Linked DNA regions of Homo sapiens: regions 2 and 3 are each linked to region 1. Evidence: chromatin loops called from intact Hi-C (ENCODE). Cell type or tissue: adrenal gland. All regions are shown on one strand.

What was found. Peaks named below come from ENCODE experiments on the same cell type or tissue, not always from the same donor. Only the 100,000 strongest peaks of a DNase experiment are listed, where the experiment ranks them.
Region 2: a loop joins it to region 1, with 2.7 times the contacts of the local background. A loop is called at or near these places in 68 of 110 quality-filtered maps.
Region 3: it touches region 1 in a loop (4-fold over the local background); 95 of 110 quality-filtered maps call a loop at or near these places.

What each region holds. Positions count from the first base shown.
Region 1 is chr6:160,451,741-160,459,740 of GRCh38, forward strand. It overlaps SLC22A3 (solute carrier family 22 member 3), which reads left to right. Exons shown (of 11, transcript NM_021977.4): 11 at 1-837. Among named protein-coding and RNA genes, the nearest start is that of SLC22A3, 110 kb to the left of the region's middle. In adrenal gland, a CTCF peak has its summit at 4,404 (motif pointing left); a DNase peak (open chromatin) is centred at 4,301; H3K4me3 peaks cover 496 bases; H3K27ac peaks cover 946 bases.
Region 2 is chr6:160,084,785-160,092,784 of GRCh38, forward strand. IGF2R (insulin like growth factor 2 receptor) reads left to right here. Exons shown (of 48, transcript NM_000876.4): 41 at 211-347; 42 at 3,249-3,363; 43 at 4,323-4,469; 44 at 5,132-5,319. Among named protein-coding and RNA genes, the nearest start is that of SLC22A1, 33 kb to the right of the region's middle. In adrenal gland, a CTCF peak has its summit at 3,801 (motif pointing right); a DNase peak (open chromatin) is centred at 3,597.
Region 3 is chr6:160,128,430-160,136,429 of GRCh38, forward strand. SLC22A1 (solute carrier family 22 member 1) reads left to right here. Exons shown (of 11, transcript NM_003057.3): 2 at 1,675-1,778; 3 at 3,803-3,957; 4 at 5,528-5,696; 5 at 7,791-7,905. Among named protein-coding and RNA genes, the nearest start is that of SLC22A1, 11 kb to the left of the region's middle. RefSeq lists an enhancer at 5,463-6,662. In adrenal gland, no CTCF peak of the experiment used is centred here; no DNase peak of the experiment used is centred here; H3K27ac peaks cover 212 bases.

The DNA.
Region 1 (8,000 bases):
TGAGGACTTGGCTCTGTTATTTACAAAATGATGCTGTGGTTCTGAGATTATTTGGGACATTTTTGGCTCTCCTTTAGTGGACACCTAGAGCCACAGATTCCCTTCTTTACTAAACAAATCCCATGGATTCTGATTTCTGGGTCTTAGGATTTTAAAAGTGAAGGGATATTTTTCTTATATTTGTGAGTTCAGTTCCGATGGTGCCCGTGGTCAAAAGCGAAAAACATGGACAATTCCTATTCATTCTTAGCACTTTGACATGTCTTGGGGAAAAGCTTACATTTTAATTTAAAAGAAAGATCAATTATATCCATGCTTAACAGGATCAGCAGGAGCTTTATAAATGACTTTACAGAGACTAATAAGGGATTTGATCTTTCTTTTTTTGTTATCGAGGCTTTTGAAATGTGGAACTTGTGTGTTCTGCTTTATATGTTATATTCAATATCTTTTCAGATGCAGTCTATATTTTATGCTGAGTTTTAAAAATGAAATACTTTATGCAAACAGGCAAAATTGGTACCAAAGGGAAACATTAACCATGAGGAAGAGCATTTTTCTAAGGAGAACAGGTGACAATATACACATGTGCGCTAATCGTAAAATGAGCATCTTAGTCTTTAAAACACATCAGAATTGAATACGAATAATCTATTTGTCGATGAAATAAACACAACTCTTTGAGGATTTGAGACTACATTCACCCTTTATTCACAGTCACTTGCAGTTTTGCTTTTCTCTGCATTTCTCTGCTGTAAGATGACTGTTGCATTGTTGAATTGTATTTTGAGTGGATATTTTTGTTTGGTAACAATTAAAATTTTAAATCGTAAAAAATGTACATTTGCCCTTTCTCTTCCTTCTAAACATGTGTCTCTCCCACAGGTCATTCTCCTGTGACACGTGTACTGCAGAGTGTTTCAAAACCGGGCAGGCAATTAGCAATGGGAAATAAGTGGTCCACCTTCAATATTTGCTTGTTGTTCATTTACATGCTCTTGGCACCAATCCTAGACTCACGTGTGCCCCAGAATAACATTCAGACTCTCAGCTGGTCTTGTGTTACACATCCATGGACCGGTTCACTCCATCATATACAGCTCTCTGCTCCGTGTCCCCTGGGCTCAAGTCAAGCAGTCGGTGACAGATTTCATTCCCAATAACAGAATCGGTTTGCATGACTCCCCATACATGTTGCAGCTTTGAAAACATTCATCTCAGAGTTAGGTATAAAGACATAAAAATGTGTGTCAAGCCCTCGTTAGCTGATGAGGTAAATGCATGGACAACTTCCTAGGACTTCTCGGCTCTGCCCTCTGTGACCTTGCAGCCTGCTCAGGTCTTTGTGCTCTGTTCCTTATCAAAAACAGCACAACCCCCTCAATCTGCCCATTTAAAAATTGGTGGAGTGAACAAAGAGCATGAAAATGTTGAAGACCACAACCAAAATTTACTCAAATCAAAGTTAAGTACAGAGTTTATTTTTAACAAATGTCATAGCTATGTCACCTTACTACAGAATCCAGCAGTCAGAAAATAACACAAAAAATGCCGAGGTTTGGCGTAGCTGGTAGCTGGGGACAGTGTCTTCGTTTGATTACTGCCAGTTATTTCCAGCATGCTAAATCCCTACCCACGTTCCAGCCTCTAGGTGAGTCAGTGCGTCACTCTGTCTCCCGTCCAATTAATTATTTCTCATCACTCCCTCAATCCAAGTAACAAACCTTGAAACACGAACATAGACACCAGGCTTATTGGGGCGTGCACAGCCAAGACCCCAAGAAGTGACTCCTTGTAAAATGTATTTGTCCTTCTCAAAGCAAACCAGAGGCCCTCCACTGTCACCCTAAATAGAGGTAGGGAAAAATTCATGTGAGGGTTAGGCTGCCAGCCTTTTATTGTGGCATCCATCTATTGTCCATATGTATATTTTCCCAGTAATTGAAATTGGAAAGGAACTTATGGGCATATTACTGGAGCATCTGCAGTGCTTAAGTACTTAGCAAAATCTATTCAGCGAAACCACACCACTTAGTTTCTCCCAGGGGTAAAAAAAACCCTTGTGAATCCTGCACACATCCCTTCCTGTGTTGGTGTTTCCTTTAGACTGGCCTAGCCTGGGCATCACTGTAAAGTATGTGCAGTTGGTCTCTGTCCTGTACCCTCTACCTCCTTCCCTGTCGGAAAAGTCACCACTTTAGTCCCTGGCCACCAGCACACCCCAGGAGGGTGAGTGGCCTGAGGTAGTTACGGCACTTAAAACTCCCTTGCTACCGATCTGGAACTCAAGCCCCAAGACATCCCCTTAGATGATCTGAATACGCATTCAGGGACAGATCTAGGCAGTTTCTAAACAACACTTAGACTGGGGTCTAACGTTGACAAATCCTTCTAGAATTTGCCTCTTTGGGACTGAAGTCTAAGGGGCTGAGACCAAGAAGGGAGAGCACAAGACTAACTTTGGTCTCTTGACCTTTTCTTACCTTGCAACTGTCAGTGCCTCCAGCCAAATGCCTAGCACAGAGCTCAGTGGATTTGATTCTTCCATTCAGATACTCATAGCGATTGCACACTTTATTCTCAATCACAAGAAGCTGGGGCTTCCTTGAGAAGGCCAGCCCCAAAGGTACCTGTGTTTAAAAGATGAAAGAAATGGTTGCTGAACCCAAAACATGTTTAGGAGGAAAACCAGAAGAACAGAGCAGTGGCACTGGACCTCCTGTCTGTCCGTGAGGCTGCAGAACACAAGGCAGCTCCCAATGCCGCTGGACTCTCTGACCTTGGAGAGTGTAAACATCATATATGATTCTGTGTTCCTGAGATCTGGGTTTAACGATCTGGGCTTTGTCATGGTGTTTTACGTTCGTTGTTGTTTGTGTACTTTTTGCTTTTCTTTTGAAAGTATGAAAATGATTTTTACAATGTAAAGAGAGTCTGAGAAATGCAATTGCTATTCTTTTTATATACTTTTTCAGATTTTTTATATGCTTCTTTACTACTTACATCATAATGCACAATTTTATATACTGATTTTTTCAATCAATGTATATCATGAGTTTTTAAAATAATGCTACAATCTTCATAACTAATATTTTAATGGGGAGTGACTGCTTAATTGGCATGAGGTTTCCTTTTGAGATGAGGAAAATGTTCTGAAAATATGGTGATGGTTGCACACCATTGTGAATGTACTGAATGCCATTCAGTGGTACCCTGCAAAATAATTAAAATCCTAACTCTTATGTTGTGTATATTTTATTGCAATAAAAAGAATAGTCGTCATTTACTAAGAATTAACCTTTTCAGGCACAAGCTCTTAATGTGGTGTATCTCACTTCATCCTCACAACCGTCCTATGAAACAGGCACTTTTATCATTCCTGTTCTACAGCTGAGGAAACTGAGGTGTAAGGAGGTTGTGTAGTTCAGCTTGAGCCTGGGTCTGCGGAGTCACTGCCCAAATGCTTCCTCCCCGTGCACACTGGCCCCACTCTTGCTTCCAATCTTCCACATGTTTGTTCATAAAGTTCATTCTCGTTTCTTTTCTGAAGTCTAAGTTCCCATAATTATGTTGACATATTTCCATCTCGCGGTAACACTCCCAAATTATTTTCTAAAAGTGTGTGACAGTATAAAATGTTACTGGAAACAATTCTCCTCACCCTTGTGAGTATTCAATTTTTAAAAGATTAGCTAACATAGTAGGTGGAAATTGTCCTGATTCATTTTCTGATTTACACTTCCTTGACAATTAGGGAGAAGAAATACAACTAGGGACAATTCTCCTAGTTGTAGTTTTTCTTTTGTGAAAAACTGCTTTATTTCCTTTGCCAAATTGAAACAGAACATCTGCTAAACTGCCAGAGGGAATGCTGTTTTTCCAGATGGACACGCCAAGGATGTCTCAGTGCTCTCACAAATAATCGTTTTCCAATTTTGCAAGCCCAGCTTTGATTAGAATTTCTCAAAATATTTTGCTTTGCGAGCATGACACAGGCAAAAGCTGAGGCACTCTTTCTTTCTTCCCCCAAAGTGTTGGACTGCACTTAGATCATTGTCTCAGGTTCAGAAAACTGACACTGAATCTGGAGTTTACATGAGCAGCGTAGAAGAGGCTCTTCCCAGAGCCTGGCTCCAGAGCCCAGCTCAGCCCTAGCCGGGAAGGAGCTGCATGGAGGAAGCTCCTCCTGGCTACCAAGCATCGGGCAGGGGGTGCATGACGTGGACTGTGTAGATGGGTGAGGGAGCACCCTTTTCAAAATATTTTGCTGAAAATTAAGTTAGATATCACTGCTCTCAGATCTGCTCTCAGAGCAAGGCAAACATCCTGATCAGGAGGTAAACCCACCACTAGTTGCCAGGAAATTGACGCGGTCTGTGAGTATGTGCTGCCATCCAGTGGCCAATGTAGAGATGGCACCTCTGAGGGCGGGGGGCCACGGGTGACCTTGAGGATTGAAGCCCTCCCTGATTGGGTCCTGGGGAGAGGGCCACAAGATTAGCCCAGTGATTGTGGATGGGGCTGACACGGAAGAGCCCCTTGGCCTCAACACCTACTCTGCATTTGGAATATCCAAGTCAAGGAAGGTCTGGAAACATGAAGGGGAGAGGGGGAGAATTTCGACCTCCCTCTGAGAAGCTGAGAACACCCATTGATCTGATGTCATCAACATATAGAAAATCGATAAACAGATCTGAGTTATGTTTTGTGACTCCTCCTGGTCTAGTTAGTGTTCTGAGAATCATTTTCTCAGTGGACATGTGGGTGAGACCAGAGGAGACAGGGAGCCAGTGCAGGATGGTGGTTAGAAATGTGCAGAAGGGGGTGGGAGAGAGGACACAGCGAGTGGGCTCTGGGGTCAAGGCCCGGTTACACGCCGGTTATGTGATGTTTATTTATGATGATAGTGGTGATAGTGATGGTGATAGTAGTGATAATAGTGATGATGGTGGTGGTGATGATGGTTGTGGTAATGATAATGGTGATGGTGGTGGTGATGGTGATGATGGTGGTGGTAGTGATAATGGCAATGGTGGTGATGGTGATGGTGGTGATGGCGGTGGTAGTGGTAGTAATGATGATGATGGCGGTGGTGATGGTGATGATGGTGATGGTGGTGGAATGGTGGTGATGGTAATGGTAGTAATGATGATGACGGTGGTGGTGATGATGTTGATGGGGAGGATGATGATAAGTGGTGGACGGGGATGACGGCGATGATTAATAACCCTAATCCTCACAATGACCTTATATGTAAGTACAGATGAGAAAGCTGAGGCTAAAAGAGATTAAATAACTGCCCAACGTCACATGGAATATGGGAGAGACAGAACTCACACCCGGATCCTTATGATTTTAGCTTCATGCTTTCATCAGTTGAAGTATTGTAGAGGATCTGTTTGTTTTCTGGCTGCCCAGCAGCCTTTCACCCTACATCCCATAATTCTGGTGAGGGATCTACCTTTTGCTCCCTTCTGGGTATGAATGGGGTCCTGCCTCCACCTTCAGCATGGAACAGCTGATGCAGGTCAGAGCCAATCAGTGACGGGCTCAGGGGCAGGACCATGACCCAATTTCAGTCTCTCAGAGTGGACAGACTATTGTTCATGTAAGGGAGAGAGTGGCCTTTCTTATTCTTTCTCAACAGAGCCAGAGCCACCACAGCATCTGCAGCCACGGGAGTGTCACCTTTGTGCCCCAAATAGTGCCTACTCCATGATTGGGAGGGTCTGGGGTCTGGGGCCTAATGTGAGCCTGAAGACTTTTCAGCTCACTAAGAATTTGCCTTGTTTTGCTTAATCCAATTTGAGTTGGATTTTCTGTCACTTGCAAGAAAGAGTCATGTTAGATTCAACTCTATTCCATATTATTAGTAGGAGCTGCCATGGTGGAGTGCTTAGGATGTGCTCGGCACTTGATGCACTTTCTTATTATTTCCCTGTAACAGCCCTGCAGCCCACATCAGCTAGGAAACAATCAGCGAGAGCTCACGACTTTTCTAAGTCCCGACAGCCCATAGGCGGGAGCCAGGGTTCCAATTCAGGTTTGTCTGTACCACCCTGCACCTTCTCTGAGCCCCAGCTTCCTCAATGGTAAAATGGAAACAACAATACCTAACGCGGAGAGGTTTCTAGTATTTAAATTTTAAAATATGCAAACACCAGGAGCAGCCTGGCACACCCATAGGTGTCCCTCAAGCCAAGTTTCCTTTTATTTGGCCTCACTGCTCCCAGACTAAGCAGTGCAGAAAAAGGGAACAAGAAGTCAAGGAGGTGAGGTTTTAAATATAATAGGAAAGAGACAGAAATAGGGAACCCAGCTTTGAAATTATCTAGGCCAGTGGTTTTTAACGTTTTTTAAAAACCCAAAAGACATTTCATTAAATGAAAGCTTATACAAAAGGCTGATGTGCAAAGCACCATTTGAAAATGCTGGTTTTACAGGGATTAGAGCCAAGTGATACAAAGAGGTAACGTGTGTAGTTCAGGTCTATCTGGCTAGTGGCAGAGTCAGAACGCTTTTCCAGGGCCCCAGACTCCCTACGCCCTCACCTGCACCTCTGAGAAAGCGGAATTGAGACATTAAGAGTTTTAGTTTTCCTACTGCCAAGGGGGTAAGGCTGATGGGTATAATAATTGTCAGAGCATACTGCAAAGAGAAGGAATCCTTAAAATGTAATACAGGTGCTGACACCACATCCTGCACAAGTGTTCCCTATCTTGCTCTCACCCATCAACCAATATCAAATGCCATCCTAGATTTGGGGCCACGGGGCCTGTCTGCCTCTTCCCCAGATGTAGGTCCCCTGCCTAACACCCTCCCACACACGTTAGACATGTGGGTATTTGGGAAGAAGACTAGTTTAACTATAACTTTTGTTGTTATTGTTTTACATCATATTTAGAAACCCAGTCTGGTGAATTTCAAATGAAAAATAATCTAACACCCTTAACTTGAGATCTGGGTCAAAACCCCACTTACCTGGGAAGCAATATGAACGCTGAAATTATGATTAAGAGACTCAGTGACCTCTACTGGCTTTTTGCTTGCTTTTGGTGTAAGGGAAACATACGATCATTTAAAAAAAGATTCTGAAAGCAAAAAAAGAGAGAGACTCAAAGAAATGGCCCCCTCCCCTTGCCCACATCCCTTGAAGACTGATTATGGAGACATAGACAGGTGCCCAGGCAAAGTCAGGAGAGTTGGACAATGTTCATGGATAGGAATTTGTACAAGGATCTCTAAAATGCTCATTTTGTAACATGCACTGTAGGTCAAAAACAATTTGTTATACGGGCAATGGAATTGATCTCACCTTGGGTTTCTCCCCAGCCAGTGACATAACATTCAATCCAGGCGGTGACCACGTAATTTGGGGATGGCAGACAGGCTGGGATTACTCTGTCAGTGATGATGGCAGGCCTATAAGGGAAGTATTAGCAGTTATGTTTGACTGCCCAGCTGGGAGCTGCAGTACCTATAACTAGGCATCCTTACCTTGAGGCCCCAGAGCCCTCTGAGCTGGCACTGCCTTGCTTCAATGACACAGAGCAACGTAGAACACAGCGTTTCACCCTCACATTTGCCTGTGGTTGCCTATGGACTACACAGATGTAAGGTTTCATTTGAAAGGCATGAGTTGCATGCAAGAAGCTGAGGGTGGCCTTCACCTTTGAAAGTAGGGATGACAAAGGCGCACTTCTCATGTATATTCTGTGCACGACTGGGATCTCATGCCAAGTGTGTCCTTTCATATTAATTGAAGAGGGCATTGATGACTGGGCAGAATGTCTGGCCGAGACATCATCAAGAGGGTATAAAATTGCAAATGTGTTGTGTGCCCAGAGCAAGTTGCTCCATCTGGATCCTCCACTTCCTCCTTGTGAATGTTACTAAACCGTGGTTGTAAGAATCCAGTAAAATGCTAGACATCAAATGAAAGAGGATTGGAAATAAGCACCTTGCATGAACAAAATGGCATTGTCAAAGAACATTTATAT
Region 2 (8,000 bases), 370 kb before region 1:
GTCTGGTTGGTGAGCTCCCTTCTTCAGTGAAGACTTCTTTTGCCCTTTTTTTTTTTAATTGGAAAAGCTATTTTAGTGCTACATTCAGTGATGGAATGGAGCCCTTAGTTATCAGAACCTTTCTCTGAAAGTAAAGTGAAGAGCCCTCCTGTGTCAGGGCAGAGACGTCACTTGCATGCCTTTTACCTGCCCCTTTGTGTCGTTTTCTAGGTACTATATAAATCTGTGCCAGAAAATATATAAAGGGCCCCTGGGCTGCTCTGAAAGGGCCAGCATTTGCAGAAGGACCACAACTGGTGACGTCCAGGTCCTGGGACTCGTTCACACGCAGAAGCTGGGTGTCATAGGTAAGGCCTGTGGGTCCTGGTCCTTGGTTCAAGGAGCAGCATCTGAACCGGGAAGGTGAGGGTGTTCTCAGGATGGCAAGGAGAGTGAGCATGTGCTTTGGTGGAAACCTCCAGATATGATTGCCTGTCACTGTCTCACAGGCATTTTGGCTCTCCTGGCACATTAAAATAAGTGCTGCTTTGTATTATATGAGACTGCAGGTCCTAGTCTGTGTGTTTAGAGGGGTTGGGCTATCTCGGGGAAGTGCGTCTATCCAGGAGGAAGTCTCAGAATGTTCAGAGTTCCTCTGAAGTTCACGTTCTAGCTGTAGATCAAGTGCCTAAATTGGCATAAACACACGTGTTTGTTTAGGAAAGCCAAACAGTTGCATGAGGACTTGGTACAGGTAGTTCAGAGGTACATCTTTGTAAAATGTCTTAACAATTTTTCACGGGAAATTGATCTTGTACTTGGTTGCTGAGTGAAAGTTGTTTTCTTTCATTATTTAAAGGAGGAAAATAGAGGTTTCTTAGTAAGAGCAATTAGGATTTGTTGGAGGGACCAGTAAAGGAAAATATTCACCTTTGCCTCTTAGGCTGGAGTGGGGTTTCCCGAGTTGTCCTGATTCAGCCACAGGGCTACTTCAGATTAGCTTGAGATGTTGAGATGGAGAAAGAGAATTCCGAGAAAACTACTGCCACCCTTGATAAAAATCACACACAGACTCTGCAGGTTGGTAGGTGGAGGGAGAGCTGCCATACAGGAAGTGGCGCCCAGACCGCCAGCCTGAGACCCGCCCTCCCTGGGAGGTTCTTACTGCTTTAGAGGTCAGTTATTGCTGCCACTCCCACACTGCCCCAGAAGGGGGAAGGAGGGAAGGTCGTGGAGGGTTGCTTTTTCCCCTGTAATCTTGCAGTATATATGGATATTCGACTAGTCTTTCCCCAACTTCAGCCAACTGAAATGACTAAAACACTTAAGGCTTCCTAAAAGTTTGAGGCAGGAGGAGCAAAAGAGAGTAGTGAACACAGGGGGTGACATGGAACTAGATCATCTGACTTCTTAGCGGTGACCTGCAGGCCACCTCCATTTGGAGAGCACCATTTTGCAAGTCCAGCCTCGCCTGGCGGGAAGAGCTCATGCTTTCTCCTGGGACTGGCATTTGGCATCCTGAGCACCTGCTGACCGGAACGAGAAATAATCTGGTGTCTGACACCAAATGAGCTCTTAATCTTTGGCGCCAACAAGACAGCATCTAAGGACAACCACGGTGCCCCCATTGTCCGCTTAGGGAATGGACCCCTGTTGGGGTGGGAGGTAGACTTTTTGTTTTCAGAACCAACATGTCTCAAGCAGCTGTGCTTAATATATGTTTAATCCCCATCCACTCCATGGGGCAGCGTTGTCATCCGTTTCACAGGCTGGGCCCCTGAGCCGAGGAGGTTGAGCCTCCTGCCCAATCAGTAAGGGCTGTCTACACTATTAAAGTTTTTTCTTGTTTGATCCCATATGCCAGAAGTTTTAAAAATTTTCCGTAAAACAGTGGAATTCTTTTTTCCAAAATTTTACACAGAAGCCCAATATTTAAAACAAATTCAGCTGGAGCAGCTTTGAGTTTGGGGCAGGCCTGAGAGCCTAGAGTCCCACCTCCCACCTCACCATCCAGCAGCCCTCAGTACCTCAGCCTGTGTCCTGTGGAAAACACTCGGGAAGTGAGCACTGTGCCCATGTTGCCTCCACCGCATGCCCCTGCCTGGAAGGATCTGTGTGTGTGTGGTCAGGGTGGAAGGCACCTGCTTCCCCTGGACACCCTGCGCCATGCCCTGGAGACATCATCTGTCCATGCAGCCAGGCTGGGCCCAGACCGTTCCCAGAACAGCCCCCTGCGCAGCCACAAGCAGCCTCTTGGTGGTGGCTTGAGAGTTGGAACCTGGCGGCCATGCTGCCCCAGTGATACCTGCAGCTTAAAGCATGTACTCACTTTTCTCTCAGACCCTGCGGGTTCGAGGGCTCAGGTTTTTCTTTTAATGGGTCACTTTTAAAAGCAGACAGTGCTCGACTGAAAGCTAGAAGACCCTAGAAAACCACAGTTGGTTTCTGTTTCTGGCTTTTCACTTTTTCCATTCTGTGCTCTGTTATTACTGGGAGGCTCACATGAGGGTACCTGTCAGGAAAGCACCTAATATGATAGAGAGAGTTTACACAATTGGAGCGATAATGAAGGCTGCCATTACCCGGGGTCCCACTGTTCACATGAGTTTGTTGGGCACTTTCTATACATGCCCGAAACCTGCCCACTTTGGACAGTGCCCTGTTCTGCAGGTAAGGCCCTCAAGGCTCAGAAGCTCAGCAACCCAGGGCCACAAAGTACGGGAGTAGGAGGGTTTGGGTTTGACCCCAGGTCTTAGGCTGTGACAATTGTGCAGTGGGCCAGGTGACCACCCCTGAGTGTGGGAATGCAAGAACAGGTCGATAAACCTTTAGGGAGCCCAAAATTTATTTTCTTCTGGCCTTTAAACCAGATTTTTACTCCTAACATTGAAGCTTTGTTTGTTTGTTTTTTGTTTTTGTTTTTGAGATGGAGTTTTGCTCTTGTTGCCCAGGCTGGAGTGCAATGGCGCCATCTCGATCTTGGCTCACTGCAACTTCTGCCTCCCGGGTTCAAGCAATTCTCCTGCCTCAGCCTCCTGAGTAGCTGGGATTACAGGCACCTGCCACCGTGCCCGAATAATTTTTGTATTTTTAGTAGAGACGGGGTTTCACCATGTTGGTCAGGCTGGTCTCTAACTCCTGACCTCAAGTGATCTGCCCTCTTTGGTTTCCCAAAGTGTTGGAATTGACAGGTGTGAGCCACTGCGCCTGCCTGAGGCTTTTTATAATGCACTAGAAATAATGTCAGTTCAATCATTTGTGTGTTTCAGGTGACAAAGTTGTTGTCACGTACTCCAAAGGTTATCCGTGTGGTGGAAATAAGACCGCATCCTCCGTGATAGAATTGACCTGTACAAAGACGGTGGGCAGACCTGCATTCAAGAGGTCAGGAGACTGGGGGCTCAGAGCGGGACTGTGCAGTGAGCATACTGGAGGGAATTCCTCCTTGGGGTTTTCATGGGCAGGTTTTGGCTGAGTCTTAGGAGCTCAGGGCCAGAGCCGCTGATTGTGCTGTATTGGGCGGGGCTGCTCCAGGCAGGGAAGACCTCCAGATACAGTGCTGAGACACTGTTACAAGACCAGTGCAACTTCTCTGGGCTAGCTTGTCTCTTGAACTAGGTTTAGCACTGGCTGAGCAGTACTTAACTGACCTCTACCTTTGAATGTCATAGTAGAAACAAAGGGGCGTGGATTTGTCCCACCCGAGGTGTTCAAGCAGCCTGGCTGGGACCCTCGAGCAGCTGGGACCTGCATCTGGACCTGGGATGTGCTTGGATTATATTCAAGTTTTCCCGGCCACATTGCATCTGGTGCCAGGGAGAGCTTGGCCAACAGAGGGTGCATGTGAGCTGCTGTTTGTGAACAGAACTGATTCCTTCCAGACGCTGAGTTTGGAAAAGGGGTGACTCAGAAATTGCCAAAGGATTTATGAATGTATGAGTCTGAGAAGCTTAAACAAAAATCTAAAAATCTAGGAGCAAATTTTCCAGGTTTTGAATGTTGCACGGTTTACAAATTTTAAAAAATTTATATTGAATGCTTGCCTGCTTTGTCACATTACTGATGTGTGCACCACAGTCATCTTCCCTGTCCATTGTGGTGATGAAAAGAAGTGAGTAAAATAACCACCCTCGCTCCGAGCTGCCGTCAGTGTTGAGTCGGGAAATTCTGCCTAGGCCTGCGCAGCCCGGGGAGTGGGGGCCTCGGGACCCAACTGAAGTCTCGCAGCACCTTGACTGAAAGCCAGTGAGCTGCTTCAAGGGCTCCGCAGTGTTCATTGTTTTGCAGTCTTCCCTTATGTCTGGCTGGGGAAGTGACTGTAGCCTGTGCTTCCCTCCTCCTAGGTTTGATATCGACAGCTGCACTTACTACTTCAGCTGGGACTCCCGGGCTGCCTGCGCCGTGAAGCCTCAGGAGGTGCAGATGGTGAATGGGACCATCACCAACCCTATAAATGGCAAGAGCTTCAGCCTCGGAGATATTTATTTTAAGTAAGTAAAACGTTTTCCTTCTGAGCTGTGAAATGTGTTCAAAATTAAACCAGCAATGCCGCTCTTTCCCTATCGGGGAGCACTGCAGGATAAATAGGTCTGTGTTTTAGTTACTGTTGCTGGAGTCATCGTCATCTTTTGCTTAAACTGAGGAAAAGCGTTACTCAATCATTAAGTTTTAACACCAAAGATGGTGAATTCTCATGAGTGTAAAAATAAATCCCCCGTCCTTCTCCCTCTCTTCATGATAATCTCAGGGGTTGAAGCCGAAGCCTTCTGACATGTTTGAGCAGGAATCTTCTGGGCTTACCAGTGTTTAGAAAATAAGTTTCTCAGCAGTGTTACTGGGGCTGCTCTTGGGGGTGGTGGCCGAGGTGCACAGACAGGGCGAGGGCCGTGTGGTGCTGGATACGGCACCTGAGGAAGGTGGATTAGCACTCAGAGGCCAGAACTGGTTGGGGAGAAAGCCTCTTGAGAGGGAAACTGGTGTCCTCAGAATTGCTGTGGGGTCACAGACGTGCTGCCCTAGCGTGTCCGTGCTTCCTTTCCCTAGGAAAGGAAGCATCCTGGGGCCCTGCAGTGATTCTGAGGACTGAGGGTTTATGTCATGAATGCCTTCTTGAAGGACTTCCATGTCACTGTGATCTTTTCTGTCTCTTCAGGCTGTTCAGAGCCTCTGGGGACATGAGGACCAATGGGGACAACTACCTGTATGAGATCCAACTTTCCTCCATCACAAGCTCCAGAAACCCGGCGTGCTCTGGAGCCAACATATGCCAGGTGAAGCCCAACGATCAGCACTTCAGTCGGAAAGTTGGAACCTCTGACAAGACCAAGTACTACCTTCAAGGTAATCCGTGGCTTCCCACAAAGTTCCACATTTAACTTCCTCCAAGGAAGGGGATTAAAATTTTCAACTAACTCCCTTCAGTTGAAATCTCGGACCACTTTTAAAACAAAAACCTTGGTCTAATTCTTTACTTTGTTATGAATTTCTTGACAGTGGATTGAGCGATACGTGTCAGAACTAAGCATTTCACTGTAGGCAAATTGTGTCTTAGTTATCAAGTAAATGTACAAAAAAACTAAAACCTGGTCTGATCCAGTGGTTCTGAGGTTGGGTGGAGGCTGAGCTGTGCACAGTCAGAATTGCCTTTGATTTGGTTTTAACCATGACACTTCCTTATTTTGGAATGCCAAATAATATTAGAGAAGGGTAAGAGATTTTATATTTGTAAGAAGGATGAAAGGAAACTGGCCTAAATGTTAGGATGTAGGTTAAAATCAACCAGGACGCACATAGGGCAGAGTCCAGGGTGTGAAGGAAGGTTTTAAACTGGCACTAATAAGGGTGTTGCCCTTTGTTCCCTCACATAATCGTGAAAGGCTGCTTTTGTTTTGAACAGCTAGTCTTAACTATATACCTTTCATAATTTGATTTTTGAACCGTGTGTGGATGTAATAACTCTTTAAAAAAAAATGAAGTGTGTTTAAAGAAAACCCCAGCCTGCTCTGATGTCAAAGAGCTGCCGATCATGTCCTCTGGGAGGGGAGAGTAGTGATAGCTGAGAAGGAGCAGGTGCTCTGTGCCCTGGTGCTGAGCACATTGCCGAGAAGGAGCAGGTGCTCCGTGCCCTGGTGCTGAGCTCATCGCCGAGAAGGAGCAGGTGCTCCGTGCCCTGGTGCTGAGCGCATCGCCGAGAAGGAGCGGGTGCTCTGTGCCCTGGTGCTGAGCGCATCGCTGAGAAGGAGCGGGTGCTCTGTGCCCTGGTGCTGAGCGCATCGCTGAGAAGGAGCGGGTGCTCTGTGCCCTGGTGCGGCTGAGAAGGAGCGGGTGCTCCGTGCCCTGGTGCTGAGCACATCGCCGAGAAGGAGCAGGTGCTCCGTGCCCTGGTGCTGAGCACATCGCCGAGAAGGAGCAGGTGCTCCGTGCCCTGGTGCTGAGCGCATCGCCGAGAAGGAGCAGGTGCTCCGTGCCCTGGTGCTGAGCGCATCGCCGAGAAGGAGCAGGTGCTCCGTGCCCTGGTGCTGAGCGCATCGCCGAGAAGGAGCAGGTGCTCCGTGCCCTGGTGCTGAGCGCATCGCCGAGAAGGAGCAGGTGCTCTGTGCCCTGGTGCTGAGCGCATCGCCGAGAAGGAGCAGGTGCTCCGTGCCCTGGTGCTGAGTGCATCTCCACGACGGCAGCACCTGATGGAGGGAAGCTGGGTCAGCATCGCTGCTCCTGGTCACAGATTGTAGACAGCGCCCTGGTGCATCTGCTCATAGCACCTGTGGCCCCTGAATAGAACTGGGAAAGTGAATGTTCTGCTTTCTGGGTGAGTTGATGATGGGAAAGTTGATCAGCCTCATTCACTTGCATAACTCCACAGCACGGAGCTAGCACTCTGTGTTTCTCTGTTCTCTGCCTTCCTCACACTTCGGTGAATCCTTCAGTCATTCAGAATCAGATGTTGCATGTCACAGGTTGTGCCTTCTCTTGCTGTCCTCTTTCCCAGTGCTCGGTAAATCTTGATTAAAGGAAGGAAGGAAGGATTGTTTCAGAAGCCTTCAGGGGCCCTATCATGCAGAGAAGGAAAGTCTAGGCTCTCTCTGACACAGCTTGAAGATGTCTGAGAGGCTCCCATGTACCAGGGTAGCCTTGCAAGCTGCTGCTCCTACACATGCCTCAGCCATCAGGTTATTCACTAGTTCCCAAAGTCACCCTGTAACCTGGTGGGTTTACATATGCTGCTCTTGGTGCTGGAATGCCTTGGCCCACCTTCCTCATCCTTCCAAACCTACTTCTAGTGCCCCTCCTGGGAAGGCCCACCTTCTCATAGCAGGGTGACACCGCTGGTGTGTCTGCAGGATTCCAAACCTACCTCCAGTGCCCCTCCTGGGAAGGCCCACCTTCTCATAGCAGGGTGACACCGCTGGTGTGTCTGCAGGATTCCAAACCTACCTCCAGTGCCCCTCCTGGGAAGGCCCACCTTCTCATAGCAGGGTGACACCGCTGGTGTGTCTGCAGGATTCCAAACCTACCTCCAGTGCCCCTCCTGGGAAGGCCCACCTTCTCATAGCAGGTGATACTGCTGGTGTGTCTGCAGGAGTCTTCACGCTCCATCGCGCAGCACTGGCCACTTGTCTGGTTACACATAAGACCTCCACGTTCACAAGTGGTATGTCTAGCAGACCTTTGAGGATCCCCAGCTTTCAGAGTGCTTGTGCATGCGCATTTAGTCATTCTTGGTAAATAAAATCCCTTTCAGACCTTTTCACTTTCTTCATTCACCAGCCCCAGGAAGTAGCTTTAGTTTTAAGACATCTTTTCATCTTTCATGAAGAAATGAAGTTTCTATCTCTTCCTGAGGCTTGCCATTCCTTCGGGAGGGCAGAGCTGTCTCTCATCAGGACGTGGAGCTGCTGGGCGGTTTGCTTCCCCACATCAGCCCTGTGGAACAGTCCATTCAGCAGCCCCTGCTTCAGCTACTCCCAAGCGAGAATGTGGGGCCCTCCCGGAGCGGAGCCGCACCGCCTGTCTCTGGGCCCCAT
Region 3 (8,000 bases), 320 kb before region 1:
TTGGTTTTTGAGACAGGGTCTCACACTGTCATCCAGAGTAGAGTGCAGTGGCTTGAACACAGCTCACTGCAGCCTCAACCTCCTGGGCTCAATTGATCTTCCCAACTCAGCCTCCCAAGTAGCTGGGACTACAGGCACATGGTACCATGTCTGACTAATTTTTTAATATTTTGTAGAGATGAGGCCTCACTCTGTTGCCCCAGCCTGGTCTCAAGCTCCTGGGCTCAGACGATCTTCCTGCCTCAGACTCCCAAAGTGCTGGGATTAAGGCATAAGCCACTGCACAAAGCCAGTTCTGAATGTTTGACCCCAGGATCGGGGCATGGTGTGGCTCAAACTGGCAACTTTAGAGATTTGAGGGTTGGAAGTGGGGGTAATAAAACCTGTTTCTAAAATAAAAGGGTTTATTATTTATTAAAGCTATCTGCATGTGATTTCTCCCCTCCAATGCACCCAGCAGCCCTATGGGTGTGATGGAATGGGTACAACACACGTTTCAGACAGGGAAACTGAGGCCCAGGGCTGTGAAGTGACTCACTGCCATCGTACTCCACAGTATTCTGGTTAGGGGAGCCATGGACTTGATGCAGACAAAGCAGTGTGGAGGGACGGGGGCAGGAAGGATGTGTCGACCACCCAGGAGGGGCTGTACCAGGAACTGAAAGGGTCGAGAGGCCTCCACCCAACACCCTCTGTTCTCCCCAGAGTCCACTCTTTCTGCCTGTCTCAACTCTAAAGAGGAAGGGGCCATTCTTCTGCCCTCCAGCCTCTACCATGTCTAGGCATGTGCCAGCATCACCATGCTCTGTGCTATGGGAGGTAGGACTCTTGGATGTCCCTCCACTCCTGGTTTTCTTCCCCAAGGCCTCTAAACGCAGGGAATATCTGCCTTCTCCAAAAACCCAAACAAAACAAGCCCTTCCCAGCAGCCCATGCCTGTCTTTTCCTCTGTCCCCTCCACCTTGATATCTTCCCTCCCCTGGCTTTTGGTGCATGGGAGCCTCTGATGTCCTCCTAACCTTTGGTCCCACCCACATGTGACCATAAGGCACAGTCTATCTCAAGAAACTTAACAACTAATAGCTTACTATTGACTGGAAGGAAGCTTTGCCAATCACATAAACAGCCAATGAACACATATCTTGTATGTTATATGTATTATACACTGTATTATTACAATAAAGTAAGCTAGAGAAAAGAAAATGTTAAGAAAAACTTAAGGAAGTGGAAAAACATCACGAAGTGGAAGTGAATCATCATCAAGGTTTTCACCCTCATCATCTTCACGTGGAGTTGGCTAAGGAGGAGGAGGAAAAGAGGGCTTGGTCTTGCTGTCCTGGAGGGCAGAGGCAGAAAAGGTGGAAGAGGTAGAAGAAGAGACAGGCACACTCGGTGTAAATTTTATTGAAAAAAAAAAATCTGTAAGTGGACCCGCGCAGTTCAAACCCATGTTGTTCGAGGGTTAGTTGCATTTGATATTTGCTGAGTGATTCATCAGAAACTTTGAATTTGTCTTATGAAAATGTAGTAGGAGAAAACTCTGTGAAACAGCCCAGGGATACCGAGTTTGATGAACTGCATTTGCTTTGCTGAAGAGAGGATGGAAGGGTGTAGTCCTGACTCACACATGGTTCTGTGCTTTTCGTCCTCCTCTTGCCGTGGTATGACTGGCAGTTCAACCTGGTGTGTGCTGACTCCTGGAAGCTGGACCTCTTTCAGTCCTGTTTGAATGCGGGCTTCTTGTTTGGCTCTCTCGGTGTTGGCTACTTTGCAGACAGGTATGTAAAGGCCAGTCCAGGTAAGCCTCCTCTGAATGTCATGAGAACAGATTCTAAGGGCGAATCTGTTCTCAGTGGTGGAGAACATGACCAGTTGGAATTAACTGCAGAAGCTGCTGGAGACAAGACACAGTGGCCCCTGCTTTGGGATACTGTGGGGCTACCAGGGGAGTGGTGGAGAGATTTGAGGTGTGTTTCAGAGTCCAAGCTGCATGCAGATTGTACAGTTAGTGGGCTGAGAGAAAGCGGGGACACAGCCAAGATTGATGCTTCCAGCAGGTGCCTGGTCGTGAGGCCATTTTGAGATGGGATGCAGAGGGTTAGGAAGGGATTTTGTTGCAGCGGTTGATAGGGGAGAGGTTATGGAGGAAACTAGGGCTCTTAGAGATGTTAGGTTTGGAGATGAGTTGCACGGCCTGAGACATCTACGAAGAGATGCCAAGGAGCCACTTGGGTATGTGAGTGAGCTCTGGAAAGGGGTCTGGGCTGGAGTTCAATATCGGGGGTTTGTCACCAGTAGTTGGTATTTAAGGCTGTACAGCATATCAGGATGTGCTGGAAGAGGGTGTCGAGAGAGAACTGCAATGCAGAAAGGTAGGCAGGGAAAGTGCCCTGGGAAAGGAGACAGGAAAAATGGCAGCGAGATCGAAGGACAACTGTTCTCCAGGGCGCTTGTGGAAATGCACCAGGAGACCACGAGGAGGAGTGGTCAGAATCTGCTGTGGGGGGCCTGGCACCCAGGACAGGGTGGTTGGAGAAAACCCGAAGGCAGGAGAGTGGAGTTGTGTGAACAACTCTTTAAAAGAGTGTGGGGAGGGTCCAGGATGAGGAGGCTGATAGGGGAGGGAGTCAGGGATGCAGGAAGAAGACAGGGGCCAGGGAACCCAGGCCTGGCTGGGGGTCTGAGGCCCAGCTCAGAGGTGGAGACAGAGAGAAGGGACAGAGAGCCAGGTGCTGCCGCAGGAGACAGGGAGAGGGGACAGAGCCAGGTGCTGCCCCAGGAGACAGAGAGGGTACAGAGCCAGGCGCCACTGCAGGAGACAGGGAGAGGGGACAGAGCCAGGTGCCGCTGGAGGAGACAGGGAGAGAGGACAGAGCCAGTCACTGCCCCAGGAGACAGGGAGAGGGGACAGAGCCAGGCACTGCCCCAGGAGACAGGGAGAGGAGACAGACCCAGATGCCGCTGCAGGAGACAGGGAGAGGGGACGAAGCCAGGTGCCGCCACTGGGGCTGAGCATCCCTGGTTAGAAGACGTGGGTTCTGGCAGAAGTTCCTATGTTTTCACAAAGGGCAAGGGTTTACTGGCCGGTTTGGGGCTGTCCTGAGGCGGGGTGGAGGTCTGAGGCCAGGGGACACAAGGTGGACAAGTGAAGTGGCCTAGTGGAGGCAGATGGGGGTGGCAGAGGGGACGGGGGCGGCAGGCGGGTGGGGAGCGTGGGTGGGCGGGCACACTGCATGGTCTGCCCTTGGCTTCTTTCCTTGGCTCTTGGAGAACATGGGGTGTGGTCAAAAAATTGGGTGGGAACAGTGCAATCCCAGCGAGTAATTTGCCCATTTCATTCCCGGAAAAAGGAGAAGAGAAACAGCCCTGTATGGCTACACTATCAGAGCTGAATATGGCACTGAAAAGCTTCCATGATGGTTGATAAGACTATGGGAGGAAGGAAGCCTGGTTTGGGTGCAGCCTGACCAGTGGCGATAATAATGATGCCATCTGCTAAATATGAAGATAAGGCAAGGGGACAGGCGTGAACTGGAGAGGGTCTGCGGGCACTGCCCGGCTGAGCTGTGATGCTGCTGGGAGCGCTCAGACTCCTCTTCAGACCCGGAAGGGCTGCGGAGCTTGTTGGGACAGATGAGCAGGCTGGGCGGTGCACTGGGCACTGCTGTCCTGATAGACCCTGCAGTCTCCCAGGACAGTGGTGCGGTGGCCTCCGACTGTGACCCTTGGCATCCCACCATGCATGTCTGACCCCAGATTTCAACCTCTCCCACCTGCCCTCCATGTCTCCTTCTCTCTGAAGGTTTGGCCGTAAGCTGTGTCTCCTGGGAACTGTGCTGGTCAACGCGGTGTCGGGCGTGCTCATGGCCTTCTCGCCCAACTACATGTCCATGCTGCTCTTCCGCCTGCTGCAGGGCCTGGTCAGCAAGGGCAACTGGATGGCTGGCTACACCCTAAGTAATTATCATGGGGATGAGGCCAGGTCTCAGGGTAGAATGGGATGGGCCTAACGTGGGTAGGGGGTTGTTTGTGGGGTCAAGGAGCTTGCGGGGCACCAGTTCCTTGTATTTATGTGACTAGGGCAGGACATGGGCTAGAATGGCCTCCTCTCTTTTTGTGTCTGAGACACTTAAATTATCACTTAGATTACTGACCTATTAATCAACTAATCTATTTGGGGAACAAAAAGACCCCATGCTGATGTGCTCACAGCAGTCAGGATGGGGTGCAGAAGAGGAGATAAGTGAGAGAATATTCTAGCATTTTACATAAGAAAGAACCAGCAACTCCTTAAAATAAATACAGCAAACTTGACGGGCTTGAATGGCACTCAAGAATTAGGAAAGAAAACAGGAGCAAATAAAATAAGGATTGTGAAAATCAGGATTTTGAAAAAGTTGAAGTATAAACCAACATGAGGAGTTTTACATATCAGCCTTTTTTTCCCTTTCAAATATTCTAAGGTTAAGAATACAAAACAAAAAACCCTTTCCGGGAGGAATGCAGCCTAAGAGTCATCTGTACTTCCCCAGGCCAGGGCACGGCAGCCAGCAGTGAGGATGAGCCACACTTTTACTCATTTGTGGGGGAGAAAAAAGAAATAGCCTGTCTTTTCATCTTTGAAAACAAGGTGCTATCACTTGGCATTCTGAGAACTCATTCACTAGGGCCAAGAGGATCCACGTTCCCGCCTTGAGAAGCCATGAGCAGCCTGGTGAAGCTGAGCTGGCTCAGCCCCATGCGTGTGGAGCCTGTGACAGCCTCTGCTGCTAGGCACCGTCCCACACATGGTTTGGGGGGTCTGACCCGGGGCCACATCCACGCTCCAACACCACCCGCAGCCCCTCCACCCACGACTCCCCTGACTTCCTTTTCCCCTTTTCATTTTTGTTCCCGTTACACGTATCACGCTCTAACATAGGATTGCATTCTCTTATCTGTGATGTGGAGCGTCTGCCAAATGAGGTCTCCCAGGGCAGGACTCTACCTCCTATGCTTAACGATGTGCCTCAGACACCCCGCACAGTACCAGGTCCCCAGGAGGCACTCAAAGATATTTGCTAAATGAATGAACACCCCTGGGGTCCTGACAAATATTCCAGCTGAGTCTGGAGCTTCTCGAGGAAGGCGTTGGGGAGGAGAGGCCAGTGGACTGAGTCCTGAAGCAGGCAGAGGGGAGTGCAGATGGTAAAGGAGCAGACGCGGAAAGCGACGGTCAGGGAAAAGCCAGAGAGCCAAGCAGCCTGGTGGATCTCCGGGGCCTTGGTTTGATGGGTCCGGGGCCCCGGTTTGATGGGTCCGGGGCCCCAGAGAGAAGGGGAGGCGTGAGCGCGGCTGTGGTTTGCGGGAAGGAGAAATGGGAGACACACAAGAGAGAAGCCTGGGAGCAGGTGAGGCTGGGCAAGGCCGGGTGGGAGCTTCCCGCGGGGAGACAAGCTGGACTGGGGCCCCGAGCTTCTGAACGCACGGCGTCGGGCTCCTGGGCTCCTGCAAGGAACCCGCATAACGTCCACACCTCCTGTTTCAGTCACAGAATTTGTTGGCTCGGGCTCCAGAAGAACGGTGGCGATCATGTACCAGATGGCCTTCACGGTGGGGCTGGTGGCGCTTACCGGGCTGGCCTACGCCCTGCCTCACTGGCGCTGGCTGCAGCTGGCAGTCTCCCTGCCCACCTTCCTCTTCCTGCTCTACTACTGGTGAGGCCCTTCCTCCTGCCTACGGGGAAGGGGCGCCGGCCACCCCTCTGGCTGCGCTTTCTGTCCTCTCGAGGGACCAGTCTCTTGGAGTGGGGGGCGCCTACAGGCCGTCTTCCAAAGGCCATGGTGTCCACATGCATAACGCATGGGGCTGCGCGGAGCCCGGCGCTTCCCACACTCATGACGCATAGGGATGAGCTGGTCCCGGGGTTTCCCACACGCATGACGCATAGGGATGAGCTGGTCCCGGGGTTTCCGACACGCATGACGCATAGGGATGAGCTGGTCCCGGGGTTTCCCACACGCATGACGCATAGGGATGAGCTGGTCCCGGGGTTTCCCACACGCATGATGCATAGGGATGAGGGGAGCCTGGGGCTTCCCACATGCATGATGCATAGGGATGAGCAGAGCCCGGGGTTTCCCACATGCATGATGCATAGGGATGAGCAGAGCCCGGGGTTTCCCACACGCATGATGCATAGGGCTGCACAGAGCCCGGGGTTTCCCACAGGCATGATGCATAGGGCTGCACAGAGCCTGGGGTTTCCCACACGCATATCGCATGGGGCTGCGTGGAGCCAGCGCTTCCCACCGCTTGTACTGTTCAGGTTGTTCTGTTATTACCAGGCGGCCCAGGTTACATGTGGAGCTTTCCTCAGACAAAGCCTCTTTAGATAGGTTCCCCCAGATAAAGGTGGGCCATGCCAAGAGTCGGACAGAAATCCAGGAAAACTCAGGGCCTCAGCATGTGCACTTTCCAGAAACACAAGGCTGAACCTCACTCCCGGGTGAAGGAGGCAGCTTTTTGAGGGTTGCTCAGTGGCCTTGGGAAATCTGTATCAGCGTCCAGTGGTAGGAAAGGCTCCACAGGTGGCAATCCCACTGCAATGGCTACCACTCCCGAGAGTCCCCTAGAGTCCGTCCCAGGGGTGCTGGCATGAAGTCAGATGCTCTGTTATCTTCTTGATCCTCTCCCTCTTCCCCCTCTTCTCTTCCTCTCTGCTGTCATCTCTGCTCTTCTCCCACTTCTTCATTTTTATAGTACTATTGGTATTATTATTAAGACACTGAAATACCTCTCATCTAGCCATAGAGCAGGCATTTGATCTTGATTGAATGAATGAGTGACAGAATGAAGGAACAACAGGCCTGCTCAATGCAACCTTCTCTGGGGACTGTGTACCCTGAGCCATTATGACACAGAATCAGTCCAAACAAGGTGTTAATCATATTAGCTGTGAGTGCTTCGCAGAGTCTGAAGGGCAAAGAACTCCACAGGTCAGTTTTTATTGTGGTGGAGGGAAGAGGGGGTAGCAGAAAGGTCCACAGAGAGGAATTTCTCATCCCTCCACCTTTTGTCTTAGTTTTGCTGAGAGCAGACCTCATCTGTGGGTGGCACTAGAGTTAACCCAGTCTCTCTAAATGAAAGAGTTGTACACGTATGGCCAGGGAGTTCTGAGGAGCCTGCCCTTCCCCTGCCTCGTCCTTGTGAAACAGGGATCTCTCCAGCAGAAAGGCAAATTCTGCATGCTCAGGCAGGGTGAGGCAGTCAATGCCGGCCAGCTTTCAGAAGACCCTTATGCCAGAGAGGCCCAGTCTTTGAGTTGTACCCTCCTCGTCCCATTTGAAATAGACAGCATGGTGTTGATTTGATTTTAAAGGACAGTAAATACATTTTATTTTGTTTGAGAAATATTTTGAGAAGTGTTCAACAGCCCTTGTATTGCCTGGAGATGTCCTGGTGTCATCGGGTAATATACATGGAGCATCTGCTCTGTGAGTGTTTTCCGTGGGGGACAAAGGCTGCCCCAGGAGAGATGAGGCCCCTGCTGCACAGAAGGAAGGCTACATAGGAAGCGATGGCTCCCTTTTGGTCTATAAATCTTAGGTGACACTAGGAGTCTGAGTGACCCACAGAGCTGTGACCTGGGCCACATGGGCTAGCGCACAGTGACCCCAGGTCCTCATCCTCTTGAGGGATTACAGCCCCAACGTGGGGAGGGCAGGCTGCACTGAGCAACAGCATCACCCCGCTCAGGGCTGAACGTCAGACCGAGGAAAATGCCAGATAGTGATGAGTGGTGTTCGCAGGTGTGTGCCGGAGTCCCCTCGGTGGCTGTTATCACAAAAAAGAAACACTGAAGCAATAAAGATAATGGACCACATCGCTCAAAAGAATGGGAAGTTGCCTCCTGCTGATTTAAAGGTGAAATCTAGGAAGGGGTATCTCACATCACTGAATCTGGGGCTGGGTTCTGGTGCAGATTCGTCTGGGGCTGCCAGGGGAAAGAGCAGAACTGT